Linked DNA regions of Mus musculus: all the other regions are linked to region 2. A link is a loop called in an ENCODE intact Hi-C map of the cell type or tissue named here. Cell type or tissue: heart. All regions are shown on one strand. Each heading gives the region's core, and the rest is flanking DNA. Links, peaks and the distances in the headings are about the cores only.

Region 1 (6,504 bases), core at 1-5,000, 210 kb after region 2:
TAGGCAGTGTGATGTATGCAGTGAAAAGCCAGCACTCATGTACTTGCACACACACATGCATATATATGCACACACACATGCATATATGCACATGTGTGCATACACATGTAATTAAAAAAAAAACAAAACAAAATCTTGGCAAAAGCCTATAGAGAAACTGGAGACAGTGGAAACCAACTCAGCTCCTCCTTCCACAGTAGGGAAAATGACCACAAGAAGCTAAACCGAGCACAGAGGAAATGAAGACAATAGCTTCTGGGGCTCAAGGAAACAATCTGTGCCAAGAGTTGGCAGGATGGAATATTTCAGCAATATCAGAGAAGGTGGCTGGTTGACTTCCTGGAATGAGTGGGATATAGTTATCTCTGACTCGAAGCAGATGATATTTGGAGCATCCATCTCAATCTCTTATTCTTTGATGTACATAATATATCTAGAATTTGGGGTCACAAAAAGAAAAAAAAAGTCGGCATTTCTTTATATATAAAATAAATCTAATTAGGCTTGAAACATCAAAACAAATGCACTTCTGGCTGTAAATTCAACATAAACTAAAATTCTCAACTATTGACCAAGAGTCCTGCAATTACCCAGTTTCTCATTAGAGTGACTGGCCAGAGAAGGCTGTGTTAATGGGCAGCGGAGCCTGCTCTTGGTCAACAGATGTAGTAATTGGTTATTCTCATTAGTGGCATCTCAGAGTTCACAGAAAGAAAACAGCACACGAGAAAGAACAGTAGCACTTGTGGTCCTGGCGGCTTCTACATCACTGGGTCTTCGTTTCTTTCCCCAGGAGAATGAATGCACTTTCTGGAAAGGAAGGAAAATGATAAGCACACCCAAAGGAAGTCAATGTCTGTGTGTTTCCGGAGAGAAACGTAATGTCCGTGATTACCACACACTTTTCTGATGGAAGCGAAAATTTCCTGCCTTTTAGCCCTTTAACGGCCACTGCGTAAAGCTGGATCCTGGAGTATTTTCACTTTTAATAAAAAAATTGAGCCTTCTCTCTCGGCAGCAGCTAGCACAGTGCTCTGTGTGAATAGCCCAGGGCACACTTTCAGTTTTCAGTGCTGGGATCCACAGGGCAAACAGCTCTCAAGGCTCTGCTGTAGAGCAGAGCCAGGGCCCCTTTATTTGCTAAATTGGTTTGGTAAATGAATTTGTCACAGAAATCCTCTCTGAAAGAAACAACTCAAATCTGCTGGCTTTTCTTTATATATTTTAATGTCATTAGGACTGTAGTTTGACTCTGCTCCTTCCAGAGACCCCTCACAGTTCTTCCAGTCATTTGTTTGTTTATGAACTTACACTGAAGATCTGCCATGTGCCAAGGTGCGTACTGTGAGCAAACCTAGGGCCTGGATTGAGGGTTGTGTTTTGTTTTTTGTTTTTTTCAGAGAAGACATGGAGATTCAGGAATAGTCACGCAGTGACCTGCTTAAGGTGTAAGGAGAAAATTCATGTTCTGTCTTAAGAAGGTCTGTGTTGATATGTGAACCTGTCATATCTACGTCACACATGTCATTTGTATAATAGAATATAAAGTGTCCTTATATCCTGAGATTTCTGTGACTATCCATTGAGGTAATGGATGCCAAGCTCTTAGCCTGCTTTCTGGAATCTTCTGTCCTGAGCGGTGGCATTGAAGTGGCAACAGTGACAGGAACTGTTCTCATTGGCTGTGCAGTTCAGAACATTTCTGATCAGTCATTTTCTCTGTGTCTGTCAACAACCGTAGGGGACTCAAACAAGAAACCTGAGTCTGTCTTAACCCCCATCCCCATGGCTGAAATGACAGGTAAAGACCTGGTTAGAGAAAGCCAGTGAGTTCTGGGTTCTCTTCTTGAGAAAGGCTTGGGAGAAAAGTTGGGACAAACGCTGCATCTTCAGCTGAGGATGAAGAGGTTCGTGTAGTCACAGATGTGTCTCTGAGTCTTGCCCAAGCTGGCTGCTGCTCACCCAGGCCGACACTGCTCTGACAGTGCTCCCTAGTGGCCCGTGGGAAGGGAACATTTCCCATGCTAGAGCAGGACTAGATCCCACAATATCTGCAGCCCAGAGAATACTCTGCAGTCATTTATGAGTGAATGGTAGTCACCCCAGAGGCCCTAGAAGAATATCTATGAAGGACCAAAAGAGAAGCAGGATGCAAAGGCCCTAAGTAATCAGAGCCTCTTCCTGTAGGGCACCACCTAAAAAAAGGTTTCCCATATTGAACAATGCACAGGTAAAGTACAGGATTAAACATAATTATGCAGACATAATAATATGTGAAAGGACATCGACTAGGCTGTTCACTGGGGCTTATGGCTGATATATGTAGAAGGAAGATAAGAAATATAAAAAAAAATCCAACAAAAAATGAACAGAAAAGCTCTATTTGTACAGAATTATGTCTGCATGTATTCAAAATAAAACCCAATTTACGAGTAAAATCATCCAGATGAGGAAAATTCTGAAAGCCTTCTTAGTAAAGTGGAATTTTAAGACCACACCATCTCTTCATGTATTGACAGAGTTTTAGAATGTGACTTTAAAAATCTAAAATGACTTCTTGAAGAAACTATGGTTTTTACAAAAGTTCGATGCACACGATAGGATTCGTAGAGCCCCTTCTGAAGCTTTTATGGTACAAAGGCTGTTGTGGGAATTCCCAGCTTCTTTCCAGAGACGTGAGAAAGAACCATGGATCTGACTGTGATGTCACAGTTCTTCCCGCCGTAGAAGCATCTGCACACAATCACACTGCTTGAAGGCTTGCTTGTCTCACAGTGGTTTCATTTCACCCTCGTGTGAACAGCAGTTAGGATCTCCCTGAAGCTCCTAGCTGCGATGCGCAATGGTGTGCTTTTCTGTTCTCCACTATTATGATAGTGAAAGATCCTGGCAGAATGTAAAAGGACACAGAAGCCCTGAAATTGGCAAGATAGACGTCAGTGTTAGCAGAACTAGCTTCACTGATTTAAAAAAATAGAGGTGCACAATGCTCTGGCCACTCCTGGAACCTGTGTGTCTGCCAATGTTCTGACCAGGTGTGTGCCCATTGCTGCACCTTCATTAGACTCTTTCCTTGTACCCCTCCCATACCCATTTCTTGAGAATAGACATTGTTTAGGTCTGGAAATCCCCTAATCTCCCCCTTCTCCTTTCCCCCCTGAGGGCCTATAAAAACTGGGAACTCTTTACCCTCGAGGTCGACTCCTCTACCCCTGCGTGGGATATGAGTCCTCCCCAGAGCTCTGGCTTTCCCCGAATAAAGCCTCATGTGGTTTGCAACAAGCTCGGTCTGTCGTGAGTTCTTGGGTGTCCGCTATTGTCCTGAGGCCTGAGTGAGGGGCTCCTCTTGGAGTCTTTCAATAGCATACCACAGGCGGGGCCGTAAGCACAGAAAAGAGGATTTTAAAAACTCACAGTATTAGTGCTGTGGAAACTTTTTGGAATATATGAGGATGATCCTAGTAATGACTCCTAGTAATAGAGGAGACAAAGCCTGAACTGACCGTTTTCTGTAACCAGGAAAGACTTCCAGTGGTGGGACTGGGACTGGGACTGGGACTGGGACTGGGACTGGGACTGGGACACTGACTCAGACACAAACCCTTAGACCTACAATTTGTCTCGCCTGCAAGATGTGCTGGGATAATGGTGGTGCAGAACTTGTGGGAGTGGCCAACCAATGACTGGTCCAATGTGATTCCATTCTATGAGAGGGAAGCCACATATGGCACTGCCTGGATGGCCAGAAACCAAGGGCTGGATAGCCCAGAGACCGAAGATAGAAAAAAGTAAATGAAATAATTCCTAATGATATTCTGCTATATTCATAGATTGGTGCATAGCCCAATGTCATCACAGAGGCTTCATCTAGCAACTGCTGGGAGCAGATGCAAAGACTCACAGCCAAACATTAGGTGGAGCCTGGGGAAACCTCAAGGAAGAGGGAGAGGAAGCCAGAGAGGTCAAAAACACCATAAGAATATGGTTCAGATCATCACCTAAGCAGGGCTCAGAGGGATTCGCAGAAACTGAAGCAACAATCACAGAACCTATATGGGTCTGAGGTAGGCCTTCTGTATATATGTTGTGGTTGTGCAGCTTGGCGTTCTTGTAGGACTCCTAACAATGGGAGTAGGGGTTGTCTCTGACTCTTTGCCTGCTCATATCAAATCTAGGTTGCCTCATCTTGATATGAGATGGCTTGTGCCTAGTCTTATAGCTTGTTATATGGAGTTGGGTTGATATCCCTGGAGGCCTGCTCACTTCTGAAGAGAAACAGTGGATCTGGAGGAGAAGGGAGATGGGTGGGATAAGTAGAGGAAGGGGAGGCTGTGGTTAGGATATAATGTGTGAGAGAATAATAATAAGAAAAACCTCACCGGGCAGTGGTGGTGCATGCCTTTAATCCCAGCACTTGGGAGGCAAAGGCATGGGGATTTCTGAGTTCGAGGCCAGCCTGGTCTACAGAGTGAGTTCCAGGACAGCCAGGACTATAAAGAGAAACCATGTCTCGAGAAACCAAAAAAAAAGGAATAAGAAAAAAGAAAAAAAGAAAAAAGGAAAAAGAAAAAAGAAAAAAGGAAAAAGAAAAAAGAAAAAAAGCCTACCTCACAGTATTAGAAGTTGACAGTCTAAGATAGGCAACTTCACTGGATTGGTCTTTGGTGAGGTTCTTCTGCTGTTTGATGAAGAACCTGGTGGGAGCCTGTGGGAAGACAGAGCAGAAATCTGGTAAAATAGGAAGCAAGGGAGAGTGAGAGGCTTCCAAGAGAATTCACTCACTCCATGAGAGCAGCATTAATCCCCTTGGGTATGATTATCCCAGAACCCAGTTCCCTCTTAAAGTCCCACTGCCTCATTATTTCCACACCAGGAATCAAATTCTGTACAAGAAAGCTTAAGAAAGAGGCTTTAGATCTGCCTAAAAATCACCGAGGATCAGATGACACAGTAGGAAGAGATACTACAGGCTCAGACCATTTCAATTACTGCAAGAGCCCTGTGATACACACAGGAAGTGACTCACTTATACGACATCTAAAACCAGAAAATGGTCACATGACACAGTGGGAGGAGACATGCTTGGGACACTTCCAACCACCGGACAAGGCCATAACATAAGGGGGCGGATCCCCATTTGTATAGGCTGCTTTTCAGCATCCACACTTGCACCTTGGGGATAATAAGGGACAGGTGGAGTGTAGCCACCGGTTTCTTCATTGAGAGTAATTGTGAGCTTTTGTGCTGTGTACTGGGGATATAAAAAGAGAGATCTGTGCAGCTTCAGCTAGCCTGCCAGCTAATAGACAGAAAATTCTAATGGCTGCACAGTGAATAATCAAAAACTGAGCTATGTGCAGAGACAAACAGATCTGTATGAAGTAAAGAGAATACCCGGTCCCCGGGAGTCAGGGACAGACTCTCTGGGTTGAGGCGGAGTCTGCAAGATAAAGTACTAGTGAAGCAAAGACTAAATTGTAGTCTATCTCCCAGTTGGAGAAGCTGGGCCAAGCTGAGCCCACAGGAGAGGGACAATCCTAAAATGTCTGCTGCTAGTACCTCAGCCGGTCCCATTCCTCAGTTTTTGGACAACGCAAATGTTGTGGTCTGCAAAGTTTAAATTAGATCTGCTTGCTGGTGTGATGAGATTTAAATATGAAAGCTTTTGATGTATACTGTCCTTTGCACACTAGCTATAGATTAAATCCCTCCTAACATCTTGGCTTTTGTGGGCAAGAGACTTTAAAATGATTGTTTAATTATTAATGATCCATGCGAAACAAGGGATTGCAGGTGTGTGTCATTATGCCTGGATAATTGTTTGGCATGTATATGGCCATTACCCTAGCCATCGTGTAGGTAGGTGTCCAGCTTTGTCTCTGGTGATGTGACTTTGCTTCTGAATGATAGAGATGGTGGTCAATGGAACCTTAATCTTCTCCAGTTTCATTTCAAAAGCTTGTGTTCCCCCTTGCTGAAGTCACAGAAGTTGGCTTGTGTAGGGAAAAACAAAATTGGTACAATGACTCTAACGTTCTTCAGCTATGCATCTTTTAGGCAATTTCCAAGTCTGTGTAGGACAATAACGGGCAGCAATCTTAATTCACTAAAAATTAATATGTGGTGACTCATCCATACTGATTATTAAACTAGTAGGTGGGTAATGAAAAATTATTAAAACAGGATCAGAGAGAGAGAGACCTTTATATCATGAAATTCGTGCTTATTAGTGTTGCCTCTCCTGGAGGGCGGGCATTCAACGGAACTTGGATGGTAAATGTAGACATCAGGGCTGCCTGGGGCAGCTGCTCTCCCTGGCTCTCCTTGGTGCCATTTCCTTCCAGTACTGTTCCCTGCTCAACCCTAACTGTCAGCTGTAGCATTTAGCTCCAGGTACCGGCCCTCCTGCCTTGGGGACTGGACATCTTGTCCCTGTTCATGCATGGCATTTCCACCCTTGCGTTCTGTTCCTTCCCTCATTACTCACTTTCATTTTTGAGTCTG
Region 2 (6,957 bases), core at 691-5,690:
TTACAGTTCTTGTTATTGATAGCCATAGTTGCATACTAACTTGTATTTCATTGTGGGGAAGGAAGTTAACACCTTGGAAACTTGGTAACGAGGCCCAAACACTTGGTGCAAGTTTGTCTCGTTTAGTAATTACAGCAATCCTGTAAGGTTGGAGTCGTTAGTCCCATTTTGTGAATAAGAAAAATGAGACCAACCCTTTTAAGACTGAATAGCTGGTAAGTATCAAAGTCAGGATTTTTGTTACTTTCCATTTTTTGCTGAACGTGTAATACTAGATTTAGAGTAGGGGTAGACTGAGCCCTTAAAATTGAGGCCTAAGTGGTAGCCTTGAGAGCACCATAGGCCCACTGGCACCTTGAATCCGCCAAACAGAAATGGTGGCCTATGGCCAAGACAATTTATAATAAATAGAAAATAAGCTCTTAATATTCTTAATAGATGTTTTATAGATGAAAAGTCATTTGTTCATCTTATTAATAAATATAAAATATGTATAAGATGCAGGTGAGCTATAGAAAATATAACGTAGTAAACACTCATGTGTCCGTCACCCAGTTCTGTCTGTCATTTCTTCACTGTATCTTTTTTTTTTCTTTCTTTCTTGTTTTGTTTGTTTATTCTAGATAAGGTCTTTCTATGTAGGCCCAGAACTCACTAAGTTGACCAAATTGGCCTTGATCTTGTAGCAAGGTATCTACAAGTTGTCCCCTAACTACATGTATGCTGCAGGATGTGTACACACACACTCACACACACACAAACACACACACACACACACACACACAGAGAGAGAGAGAGAGAGAGAGAGAGAGAGAGAAGTTTAAAAAAGAATCCATTTGAGTCTAGACTAAGAGATGAATTAAAGGGCATCAGCAGCAGAGGAAAGGGCTAGGACTCAGTAGATCCAGGGTGGGGCACTGAGGGTGAATGGAAAGACTCAGAAGACGTGATAAGCCTCTTATTGACTGCAGTGGGTTTGCTGTGGGAAGCCATGGATGAATCCTAACTTTGGTCCTCACTGTGCTCAGCAAGCCCTTTACCCACTGAGCCATCACCATCCCAGCCTGGGAATTTTTGGATCCTTTAACTTCCTTGGGAAATACATAAGATCGACAGCACTGTCTCCATACTATTGATTAGTAACTAATCAAGAAAACCCCAGTAATTTGCTGAGGTCCGGGTATCTCATTACAGACGGAGAGTTGCTGGCTGCTTACACAATCTATTTCAGACCCTGATGCCTGAATTCTGCCGGGAAGTACCCTCTGAGTTCGGAAACCTATGCGCCACCATGGACAGAAGATGGGATTGAAAGACAGATGAATCTGACTCTTGTGTCATGTAGAGTTAAGATATGTTTCTATTCTGCAATCTTGTGAGTGGAATTCTAGGAATGCGCCCTAGGCTTCTGAACTGGCCTAGGGAAACTTGAGTCACTTTCCCAGCCGTAGCATTCAGAAGCTGTCTTTTGAGAGACAGCATCTCTCAAACACTAAAGTGCATAAGAACCCCTCTGGGGTTTTGATAAAGTGTCAGATCTGCCTCTGAGGGGTAGGACACTAAGTTTCTGCATTTTTAAAGCTCTCAGGAGATGCCCATTCTGTTGGTGTGTCCTTAAGAACATGGCCTCTGCCTCCCCCCCCCCCCCCCAAGGCCAGCTCGGAATGTCAGAGCAGATCAAAACTTCACAAAGTAGATTTGGGCAGAGGACCCAAAAACCATCCGAGCGAAATGTAATTGTGAGTGTGAAACATGGCTTACTTTCCTTGTGATTAAGGGCTTTGCCCATGGAGGATCGTGAGCTAGTCGTATAGCACATGTAACCACTTCTCTGATTGGACATTCACACATGATCACCTCTCTGGCTGGGCTTTGGGCTGAGTGAGCGTGTACAGGGAGTGTGTGACCTCCTTATTGACTCAGCCCAAGGAAGCACTAAGAAAATGACCAATTCCAGTAGAGCTTACTCCAGTCTTCATTTATATCACACTGTGAGATTCATTAAATATCACTTAAAGGGCAGCGCAATACACGGTCCTCACTTGAATATATCATATCATAGACACTGTCTTCTTGTGGTGGTAAAATTCCTTCACAAACGAAGCATAAATACAAAGTGTTGACTTTTAGCTCACAGTCCCAAAGGAATACAGTCCGTCATGGCAGGGAATACATGGCAGGAGGCAGGGAAGGCGTGGTACTATGGATAGGGCCTGGATACTCATGCTACATCCACACATGGGAAGCAGAGAAGGGATAGGAAGATGGGTCAGTGTATAAAGTCTAGCTCCCGTGTCCCACTTCCTCCATCAAGGCTCCACCTCCTAAGCATTTCCCAACCTTCCCAAACAGCAGCACAAGTTGAGCACCAAGTTTTCAAACATGTGGGCCTATGGAGAATATTGCATGTCCAAGCCATATCCCTCCTCCCCCTGGCTCCTCTAGGCTTATGACCTTCCATTGAGATACATTAAATCCAACTTCAGAAACTCCCCAGTCTTTAGCAGTCCCTCCCCACCCTGATCAAAGAGTTCAAAGATTCTTGTGATACTCAAAGCAATTTTGCTCTTGAAAAGACTGTGTGTGTAGCTCACTGAACCTGCTGCATCTCACCGATTCAACCCCATTAGCTGCCCGTTGAGTCTTTGGGATCCTCCTGTCTCTGCCTTCCTCATGTTAAGGTAAAAGTGCAGGAGAATGCCACCATGACTGTATCCTTAAGCTCAGGTCCCCACAGTGCAGAGCAGTCACCTAGCCAGCTCCCTGAGCATCTCTTCAGCCCCTTCCCTGCATTTTCTGTTTCTCTTCCTATTTCTGTCTTGGTTGCTATTTCTCCTTTGCTCAGCTTTACTTATAAGAGTCATCTGTTGCCCAGCCTGGTTCAGAACCAAAATCAAGTGATTCTTCTGCCTCAACTCACTAGTAACGGGGACCCCAGACACTTAGACTCGTCTGGCTTCAGCTTCACCTTCAAGTGACAAAGGCCCACAGAACACAGAACAACACGCAATGCCCTGACATCTGAGGGATGGGGAGCTGATGCCCAGCATTGCCAAGTGTCAGTTACAGGTTAATTCTTGAAAATAAACTCAGCACCCTGTGAGGTCTGCTTTCTCCTGCTTATTTCCCTTCACTTCCTTAAAGGCCATCTTTGGGGTATGCTGAGTACTGCAAAGGAAATCGTCGATCTTCAAAGACTCTCTCTTGTCCACTTCGCTTGTGCTGTCCTCTGTCAGAGGCAATGGCGGTACAGGGAACTTTGCAGAACTCATAGAGTTCCCAGATCAGCACTCTGAGGAGGACTAGATCAGACAGTGTTCTTCTAGTTCATCATGCTGCAAGTAAGGCCACAGAGGCACTGTGAAGGGCTCTGCTCTTCATCTTGGCATTTACATTTTTGGTGGCCTTGAGCTAGCTGTCTTCCATCTTTTGTATACAACATGAGAAATTATCTGTTTTCTTATGCCTTTGAAAGATTTGTTTCCAGCGTTTCCAGGACAGTGAGAAGGTTTTAAGCTGCAGGCTTCCACAGCAGCTAAACCGAAATCACTGTGATTACACAGCTAGAGTCAGGTGTGCACTATAGTGCACAGGCATTCACCTAGGAAGTGCAAGGCCCTGGGTTCAGTGCCCAGCACGGAAAAGGGAAATCTGCTTCCCTGGTCTCCATCTAACAGGAATTTGGAAATCATTAATCCATGCCACAAGAGGGCGCTTGGGAAATACTGGCTTTCATGCCAGTGATAGTTAAACCATTTTACATCTTTAAATAAAAATTAAAATGACTTGTCATTTCTGGACCTCACTTTGCTTTATCGAATTCAAAAGCAATTTGTAATCAAAAGTATCTCCTACTCTTCACATTTTAGGTTAGTTCTTGTTGATGTGGACGATGCTAATATAATATATAACCAAAAGCCTTTACAGACATGAATTTCCATAAGAGATGAATACAGGCTTCAGCCAAGGTTGGAGGTCTGGAGAGTAGCAAGCTATCCCCTGGTGTAAATGGAGGTGAAATATTCCAAATTTCTTTCAAAAATGTTTCATATTTATTTTGTGTGTATGAGTTTTGCACGTATGCATGTGTGCCTGCCTGCCTGTCTGTGTGAGTTTGGTGCCAAGGGAAATCAGAAGAGGGTATTGATCCTCTAGAACAGGAGTAATAGATAGTTATGAGCCACCATGTAGGTGCTGGGAAACAAAACCAGGTCCTCTATAAGAGTAGCCAGTTCTCTTAACTTCTAAGGTTTCTGACCAAACAAGGCACAATTTTAAAGATAATCCATCACAGTACATTTCTCTTGTCTGGTCCCTTCTTGGGAGCCTCCAGACACAGGAAGCTTATCTAGTTTTGAAGGATTGTTACAAGAGTTAAAATAATTGATTTATCTAAAGGATTTGAAATCATGCTTATCATACAAACAGGATTATGTATGTGTATATAGGCAATATTTATACACCTTCTATTGTTTTATCACTAATTTCTGCTTTGCCACAGCCTCTACCACTAAGATACCAAATCCTCAAACCAGAGTTTCCCTCAGATGCACCGACCTGGGAAAAGTGTTCTCCTAACATTTCTCTCTTCCACCTAAAAAGGAAGGCTGCCTTGATCTGGTGGCCCGTTATTGCAGTTCTAGAGGAACACCTACTACCCCTTCCTATCTTCATGAGCATCTTATCTTTGGGCTCTTTCCTTTTTCTAAGCCTGTGGATTGATCTTAGGCACGGACAATAGACCTATGGACACCAGCTCAATGATCTATCACTGAGCTAAAAAGTCACTTCAGTGACCATATGTGATTTATTGAGTGTCAAAGTGTCCCGTGAATAGAGTGTGGACACAAACGCAGAGAGAATGGCAAGTGTTAGCAATTGGAGTGGTTCTCTATGAAATCTGTTTCTGTTTATTTTGGTTTGATATTTGAGACAGGATCCTACTTTGTAGCCCAAGGTGGCGTTGAATTTGTAATCCTCCTGCCTCAGCCTCTCAAATGTGCCACCATGAAATTTCTTTATTGCTGCAACTTTTTCTGTAGCTTAAAAATGATTTTTAAGTTGATCAAAACAACCTGATCACAGTGAGTTCAAAGTCATTCTGAGTATATAGTAAGATCCAGACAGATGGACAGAGGCAGACACAGAGACAGACAGACAGCAACACAGAGAGACAGAGATATAGACAGAGAAAGAAAAGTAGAGGAAGAGAGAGAGAGAGGGAAAGAGAGAGACAGAAACAGAGATAGAGAGGGAGACAGAGAGGGAGAGAGAGAGAGAGAGAGAGGGAGAGGGAGAGGGAGAGGGAGAGGGAGAGGGAGAGGGAGAGGGAGAGGGAGAGAGAGAGAGCACAACGTGCTTTCCTGGCTTTGCTCTGGGGATGCCTAAAGCCCTTACCTTTTCTGATGCATACAGCTTGGCAGTCCCCACCTCTATTACTCTCCAGCCGCAGCACTTGATTTTAATTTATTACCTCTGCACATGCTGTTCTTGAAGCTGAAACTCTGTCTTCTGTATTTGTGCCTCAGAAAACTCCTTTCTGTTTTTGGTTTTGAGACAGGATCTCACCAAGTAGTACAGGCTAGCCTTATACTCCTGTTTCTCCTGCCTCAGCCTCCTGGTTGCTGAGATTATAGGAATGCTCCACTACACCAGGATGGAAACTCCTGTAGTTCAATGCCCAGATGTAACCTCACTGCTAAGGTGTCTGTGCTATGTGCCTCCGTTCATCCGTTGCTTCCCCTGGAAAGCACACAGGGCTCTTGCTGGTTCCTCCTCTTTTCTCATATTGTGTAATTATTCTTTCACCTTGTCCTAAACCCCCAACTTCTGCAGAACAAGGAAACTCTGGCCACCTTCATTATTAATCCCCATTTAACCTTAATGTGTGATCTCTTACATTCAAGTTTCCATTTGCTGACTCTGGGGCCCTCATGTTGGTGGTAGGGAACTGCCACTTAATAACTTTATCCTAACTTTTACTCCTTTTCTATGAGATCCTGACATTCAGGCACCATCTTTGTCATGGTCCCTAATCCTCCCAGGTCCTTCTCTTGACCGGATTCTGCCTTTAATGTTTTGTTTACTCTGCTGCTTACAAGGCTGTCTCCTTCTCTATAAAAATAGCATGTCAGCCTAGTGGACCTTCTAAGAGAACAATTATTATTTATTTTGTCTATACCTCCTGCTCAGAGAATTAACGTGTTCTAATCCTTTGTGCTAACGTGTAAAAGTTCTTCAAATATTAATAACAAAAACTAACAAGGTACGTCTATAACTTACAAGTCTGAGAGGTTAGCACTCTGCGCGCCCGTGGAGAGAATGTCCCACTGGAGTCTTAACGTGAGTCTGCTCATACTTTAGGGGAACAATAAATGACTCTTTTCAACTCAACAGGTTTTTATTGCTTTCCTATCACTCTGGGCTATAAATTTTGTAACTTTAAAAAAAAATCCTTGGAGAGGAAAAAATGATGTTATCAGCAGAAAGGCATAGTCACTTTGAAATATCACTGGCAAGCTCCACATGATTCCTAGTCTGATGAAGGTGGCTTAAAATCTGCCCATAGAGAGCAAAAATGGACTGGGGCCATGCCTCCCGGTCTTTCTAGTTCAACTTTGTTCCCTGGGCCTAAGAAGGAACTTGATTCATGATTGGAGATCAAACATTTAGTGAGTGAGTAAGCGAATGAGACCAGTATGGTTGTTTTAGGGAATGCCAGATCCCCAGTTTACTCGAACAGATAGAAAAGAAGACCGTAGGTAGATTCTTGAGCCCTCAGATTTGCCCAAATGTCAGCACAGGATGCACCCGTTTAATACTCAGCAACGACTCCGGACTAGAGGTCTGTGAGCACCACAAGCTGTTCCCAGAACCGAGGGCGGTGAAGATGCTATCCGGTCCCCCTGTGTCTCTCTCTGCTGCAGCAGCGGTTTTACGTCTGTGGCTTTACTGGAA
Region 3 (6,504 bases), core at 1-5,000, 160 kb before region 2:
GATGTGTAGGTCAAAGAAAGTGAGTGGAAGCCATGTGGAATGTCAAGTTTTGAGCAAGGAAAAAAACAAAGGATGGCATTAACTGAACCCAAGATTACAACAGTGACACAGCAGCCCTGGAGACAGCTGGACAGTGACACAGCAGCCCTGGAGACAGCTGTGGAAATGCTTGCTCCCCGCCCCCACCCCCACCCCTGTAGGAAGGTACATTTTGTCATTAACCTGGTTTCTAGCTGTACGTGCACTGTGATAACAAAAAGCAGGTTCATTTGTAATTGGCCTTGCTATGTTGCTTGGTATTGCTACAGACAAGGTAGCTCCTCCCTGTCTGCATCTAGGCAAGGACATATAATTTCATGGACTGCTAGATTGGAGCTATTCTCTGGTGTGTTGTTACCAACAGACTCAGGCCCACCTTCTGATGCTGCTGGTGCTTGGCACATCCAGAAAGACCTGGGAACTGGTTCTGCCTCTGTGAGTGGAACAGCCTGGCCTATAAAGTATGTTGCAGGAAAGCCAGAGCTACACAGAGAAACCATGTCTTTAAAATTAATTAATTAATTAATTAATTAATTAAAAGATCAGTTTACTCACATACTTTATTCTTTCTCTCTCTCTCTCTTTCTCTCTCTCTCTCTCTCTCGTGTGTGTGTGTGTGTGTGTGTGTGTGTGTGTGTGTGTGTGTGAGAGAGAGAGAGAGAGAGAGAGAGAGAGAGAGAGAGAGAGAGATTACTTGAGTTTTTGCTAAAGTCTCACTCATTTTCAGGCTCTGGGGACAGTGTTAGTGGCACAAACCAAAAGGATTGACTTTCCCTCCTATGGTCATAGACTTACACTCTGGGACAGCCTGGGCTGGGTTCCTTCTTTTACAGAACCTATGCCAGGGCGTCTTGATCAGAGTTAGTCCTCCTAAGGGCAAGGATGGGGGTCTGTGGATGTGGCTTCTGCTCATTGGTTCCCTCCAGTCTCCCTAGCTTCAGGGCCTGTGCTTTCTTCATTTTGCCCAGGACAGACTCTTCCATCAAATCTTCCCAATGCAAAATAGTTCTTTTTAGGTTTATTTGGTTTTGGGATTTTGGTTTTTCAAGACAGGGGTTCTCTATGTGACCCTGGAAGTCCTGGAACTTGCTCCGTAGACCAGGCTGGTCTCAAACTCACAGAAATCTTCCTGTCTTTGCCTCCCGAGTGGTGGGATTAAAGAAAATAATTTTTAAAGATCAAGGACCTGTCAACCTTATTCATGCCCTATATTTTTCTGCTCCTAGAGAAAAGCCTAACTGGCAGGACATCAGTGTATTTGTATTCGCTGACTAGCACATCAATTCTAATTTCCAGTACATGGTAGTGCATGTATGTAATGCCAGGACAACTGAGATATACGTTAAATCTGGACTGTGTAGTAAGATCTTGTTTTAAAAAGAATAACAAAACGTCAGTCTAGATTTCTATGGTCTATTTATATTAATAATTTTTGAGTTTGAACATTTTGAATATCTGTACTTAGTCTATTACCCATGTAGACTTAAATTAAGACAATTGACCTTAAGGGTAGAGCAAACCTGGGTTTTAGTACTAGCTTTGAAATCTCTCACTCTACTTCCTAAGCAAATTATTTAAGCCCTGTTTCCATCCATTTCATTACATTTGATAATAACAATAATAATATCTTCCTCATAAACTGATTTTAAAATTAAGGCGATGTGGTATGTGTTAAGTCCTCAACCAACACAACACAAATATATATAATATAAATATATATATATATATATGTACATATATTTTTTTCTTGTACTCATCCCCAAAACAGTGAGACTCAGTGAATTCATCAGATGGGGTTTAGACAGGCTAGAGATAGACATGAGGTATTCCCTATTGACCTTGGGCATAAGGCATTTCACATTGAGAGGAACTGGGTGAAGGAAGCCGGTTGAGCCATTCCAGAAATGCCTAGCGCATGCAGACTACGGGCTGAATTAGTCCATGTATTCGTTTGAAAGTATTTTTCACACCTCTCACCAAGAACAGTGTGCTAAGGCAGGATCAAAGGGAATCAATGGTGGCTCCTGCCCTGCAGGGGCTGCTTCCAGCAAAGAGCACAGTTGTCAGAGGCCTATACCGGCTCCTGCTGTTGCCCTGGCAGCATAAACACAGAAGAAAGCAAGCAGCATTTCTCCACGTGGGAGGCAAGTAAGAGCTGAATACGAGAACAGGATCCTGTTGCAGAGGTTTGAGACAAGGCTCAATGGAGGTCCCTTGCAAGATTTTGAATACGGAAGTGAACCAAGTACCAGAAATGGAAACGATAAACAGATCAGCAAATACTCATTTATTTTTTAATACACCCATACTCACCCATCTTCAAACTGGCACCATCCTTTATAGTTAAATCAATCCCGGGCCTCTGAAGCTGCCTGCAGTCGTCACTTTGTATGGAGAGAGGCAGTAAGATTTGCAAACCCTGCTGCCTCTCTGCCTCTAGACTGCTTGGGTTGATGCAACTACTTCTGGCGGCTGTGGTCATGCGACCTCCAGGGGGCGCGATTTCCCTTAGTTCTGGTGGAACTGTGGTTCTCAAGCCAACATGAGAATTTTGTTAACTCAGTGTCGCTGGGTCCCATTCCCACAGTTCCTGGTACAGTAGGTCCGTAGGGTGGACCAAAGAATGTGCACTAGTAATGTGTCCCCAGGGTGTACTGCCTGTGCTGATCCACAAGAACCTAAGACCCTTCTTTAAAAATAGGTAAAATGGCTAGAATTTTGAAAGGGAGCCTTTCTATAAAGTCCACAAGAGAAAGGAAAAACAAAGAGTGAAATTTAAAAATTAGGTTGGGGGATGGGGGCGCAGTTCCCTGGGAGAAAGGCAGTTCTCTGGGACAAAGCATGCCGGGTACAGGAGAGGCCCTGGGCTCAATTCCTACACCATATCAAGCAAAGACAACAGACAGAGCTAAGCCAAGCAACCATGCAACTTATATGTTGTGGCCGTGAGTCCTGGATGCTAGCTGGTCTTTTCCAGTTCCCATCTTCAGGGTAGCTGTCTACATACTTTGATTATCGGAAGAGGTTTTAGCACGGCCGTGCCAGGAAAAGGTCAATGGAAACACAGTGCGGAATACAAGAACGGCACAATCCGAACGAGCAATGTAGTCGTAAAATAGAAGGACACTTTTATTTCCTTAACAGACCCTTCTTTATGTCATGTCTGCCTCCAGTCCCAAGAGCAGAGTTTTGCTTTGTACCTTGAGAATGCCTAAGGAATATCAAAAGTAAAACTGAATTCCAACACTCAGCACCCCCTGGTTGGGAGCACAGCCCACCATACCGACATTACTCATCTGTTCCCAGCTGGCTATATTTATCCTGTGAACTTTGAATCGCATGTTATTTTTAACATAACTACAGCTTTCCCGATAGCACCCAGTCTAATAAATACAGATGTCTTCTGTATTTAACCTCTGGACTGTGTCTTCCTTGGACGAAGTGTCTTGTCAAAGAGGATGAAAAAGCTCTTAGAAATCGGTGCTCAATGGCCAGAATGGTGTTTATATCAACACCAGGGCTTGGCACAACTGTTGGTCATTCTTGAAAGAAAAAAATCTGCACAAGAGGCCTCCCTTAAAGAAAGTTAATCTCTAGTTACCGTATGTATCATCTCTCGGCTACTTGAGAGCTACTAAATGCCCATGCATAGCCCCCCGCTTCTTATTTAGTTTCTGTTGTTCTCTGCCCTCGAGGAGGGGAGACCAGAAAAAGCTCCTTTATATCCCAAACACCCAAGGGCCCTAGATTACTGCAAGAACAGTAGGAGGCGAGGAAGATGGGGAGAAGATGGCCGTGTCCAGACCCACTTGAAGCTCCTCCGTGAACATCAGTTTAGATCCCGATACACAGAAGATGGAGGCTAGATGGAGAGCAACAGAGCAAGAGGGATTCAAACAAGTTCTGGTAGCTGCGGATCCACACCCCACTCTCTTCTCTGCCGGATACATCTCAGACAACAGCGTTTTACCTGTCACTCAACCTAACGAGGAGGTGTGAGAAAGAAGCCAGAGCTGAAGCAATCCTGAAAGGAATAAGCAACACAGTTCTATGGAGTGTGAGAACTGGAGCAAATGGGGTGGGGGTTGGGGGGAAGGGACGACGGAAAGGGGAAGAGAGAGAAACTTTCTCAGGATAAGCTGTTCTTGTCACCAGTCTACATTCACCCGTGTGCGTGCACACATTCATCATGATGGTGGATAATTCTTTCGCAGGTGCAACGCCATGCGTTTTATTCTCCCCGGGTGACTAATGAACTAAAGTAATTTTGTTTTTCTTCTTAAAATTTTGTTTTCATTTTTAAGTAGAATATAGTTCTATCATTTCCTCTTCCCTTTTCTCCATCCCAGCCTGTGTACCCCTCTCTGATCTTTTTCAAATCCATGGTCTCTGTTTTCATTAATTTTGTTTTACACACACACACACTTTTTGTTTGTTTGCTTGCTTGCTTTTTTGAGACAGGATTTCTCTGTGTAGCCCTGGCTGTCCTGGAACTCACTCTGTAGACCAGGTTGGCTTTAAACTCAGTGATTCGCCCACCTCTGCCTCCCCACTTCTTGGATTAAAGGTGTGCACCCCGCCCCTCCAGCTACTGACATATATCTTCATCAAAACAACCTGTTCAGTATGCACCAGACATGCATGTGGTACACAGACATACATGGAGGCAAAATACCCATACACCTAAAATGAATGCTAAACATATGTTAAGGAGCTAGTATCTTGCTTGACAGACATGAAATGAAGGGACTTAAGAATTTCAAACTGACAGTTGATGGGTGAAAAAAAAAAAAAAAAAAAAAAAAGCCAAGTGCCACTGCCACCTGACTCAGACAAATTTCTTTTAATACTCTTACTTCCTGTTATTTTCCTGACGTGGAAACTTCTAGTTTCTTTGGAAAGTTAGTATGTCAAATTATATTTTGCTAGGGCACACAAGAGAAAGGATGTTTTGCTGGAGCGGACACAGGAAAGAATGTCTTCCTGAAGCAGACACAGGTGAAAGGATGTTTTGATATAGCAAACACATGAAAGGACCTGTGATGAAGGAGTATAAATATGACCCCACAGACAGTGGGAGATGAGGACTGAGCTTCGGCTTCTCTGCTCCACCTCACTATTCTTCCATGATGACCCACATGTATTTGTTCACCTTAAATAGCATGGTTGAGCTCAACTTGTGGTAATGCTGCCATTGAGAGAAACTCACCTAAGAACTGCTCGTGAGGTTCCTGCAGCAGCTTGCTGCTTCTGTAGTTTCACCTCAGACTAGCTGACAAGTTTCTTCAGGATTGACCTACAGCTGCTGGTTTGTGCCTGGTGTTTGCCTGCCTACCGGACTGGTCTGCAGCTCAGTCATATTTGGTGTTTGCTACGGGACTGAACTGAAGATCAAGTTCACCCCCAAAGAACTGTTACTAAACAGGTCTACTTCTCCCATGTCCTAATACTATTTCTCTTCCACTACCTCTGCTGGGTGGTGGACTAGAGGAAAGTTTGAACCCCTATTAAAAGTAGGTTGCAAAAAAAATGTACGCTAACACTCTCCCTTCCTACAAGGTTGGGTTTTTAAAAATTCAGTGACAGCCAGATACTGTGGAAAGCTTCAAGTAGAGTGTGTGTGTATGCATGCACACATGTACACACTCAGGAACATAGAGGGAAAGGCTTATCGTGGAGAAAACAGAGTAAACTGTCCTGTTTATCATGTGTATGTGGTGTGCATGCTAATGTGTACAGGCATTTATTTTTATTTGTTGATTGATTGATTGATTGATTGATTGATTTATTCAAGACAGGGTTTCTCTGTGTAGCCCTGGCTATCCTGGAACTCACTCTGTAGACCAGGCTGGCCTCGAGCTCAGGTATCTGCCTACCTCTGCTTCCCAAGTGCTAGGACTAAAGGCATGCACCACCACTGCCCAGCTGTGTACAGGCATTCATGTGCATGTGTGTGCACGTATAGGTGTAGGCCCAAGGTTGATGTAGGGTGTCTCCCTCCACTGCTGTCCATCTTATGGATTGAGGCAGGGTTTTTACTTGACCCTCGAGCTCACTGATTGGCTTGTCTAGCTATCTAGCTTCCTTTGAGGATCCCTGTGTTGGCCTCTCACACTGTAGGATCATAGGCAGACCACCCTTGCCAAGATGGCACTTACATGTGTGCAGGGGATCTGAACTCTGGTCCTCATGCTTGTACAATGAGAACATCACCCACTGAGTCATCTCTTCGGATACATATGCAGGCTACACCCACACACATAAAATAAAAACAAATCTTGAACGAAAAACCCTTTCCCAAACAATCACTGTGTTTCCGATGGTATCAGTGGGCTCTGGGGGGGGGGGGTTCCAAACAATGTCACTGTATGTATCCATTGCACAAGGTTCTGTGTTCCAAAAGGATAGTTTCACACAAGTTTATATGTCAAACACATTCCTCCCTGAGTCCCTATCCTTTCGTTT

The links. A loop is a pair of places that touch in the nucleus more often than their neighbours do. Peaks named below come from ENCODE experiments on the same cell type or tissue, not always from the same donor. Only the 100,000 strongest peaks of a DNase experiment are listed, where the experiment ranks them.
Region 1: it touches region 2 in a loop (11-fold over the local background); 5 of 42 quality-filtered maps call a loop at or near these places.
Region 3: it touches region 2 in a loop (4-fold over the local background); 40 of 42 quality-filtered maps call a loop at or near these places.

The regions. Positions count from the first base shown.
Region 1 is chr19:21,941,653-21,948,156 of GRCm38, forward strand. No RefSeq gene overlaps it. Among named protein-coding and RNA genes, the nearest start is that of Cemip2, 170 kb to the left of the region's middle. In heart, for the core only: a CTCF peak has its summit at 1,997 (motif pointing left); DNase peaks (open chromatin) are centred at 219, 849 and 1,949; H3K27ac peaks cover 1,727 bases.
Region 2 is chr19:21,730,688-21,737,644 of GRCm38, forward strand. It overlaps Gm41818 (a long non-coding RNA gene), which reads left to right. Exons shown (of 3, transcript XR_003952858.1): 3 at 1,195-1,644. Among named protein-coding and RNA genes, the nearest start is that of Gm41818, 11 kb to the left of the region's middle. In heart, for the core only: a CTCF peak has its summit at 3,706 (motif pointing right); no DNase peak of the experiment used is centred there.
Region 3 is chr19:21,568,852-21,575,355 of GRCm38, forward strand. No RefSeq gene overlaps it. Among named protein-coding and RNA genes, the nearest start is that of Gm38486, 24 kb to the right of the region's middle. In heart, for the core only: a CTCF peak has its summit at 2,522 (motif pointing right); a DNase peak (open chromatin) is centred at 2,540; H3K27ac peaks cover 956 bases.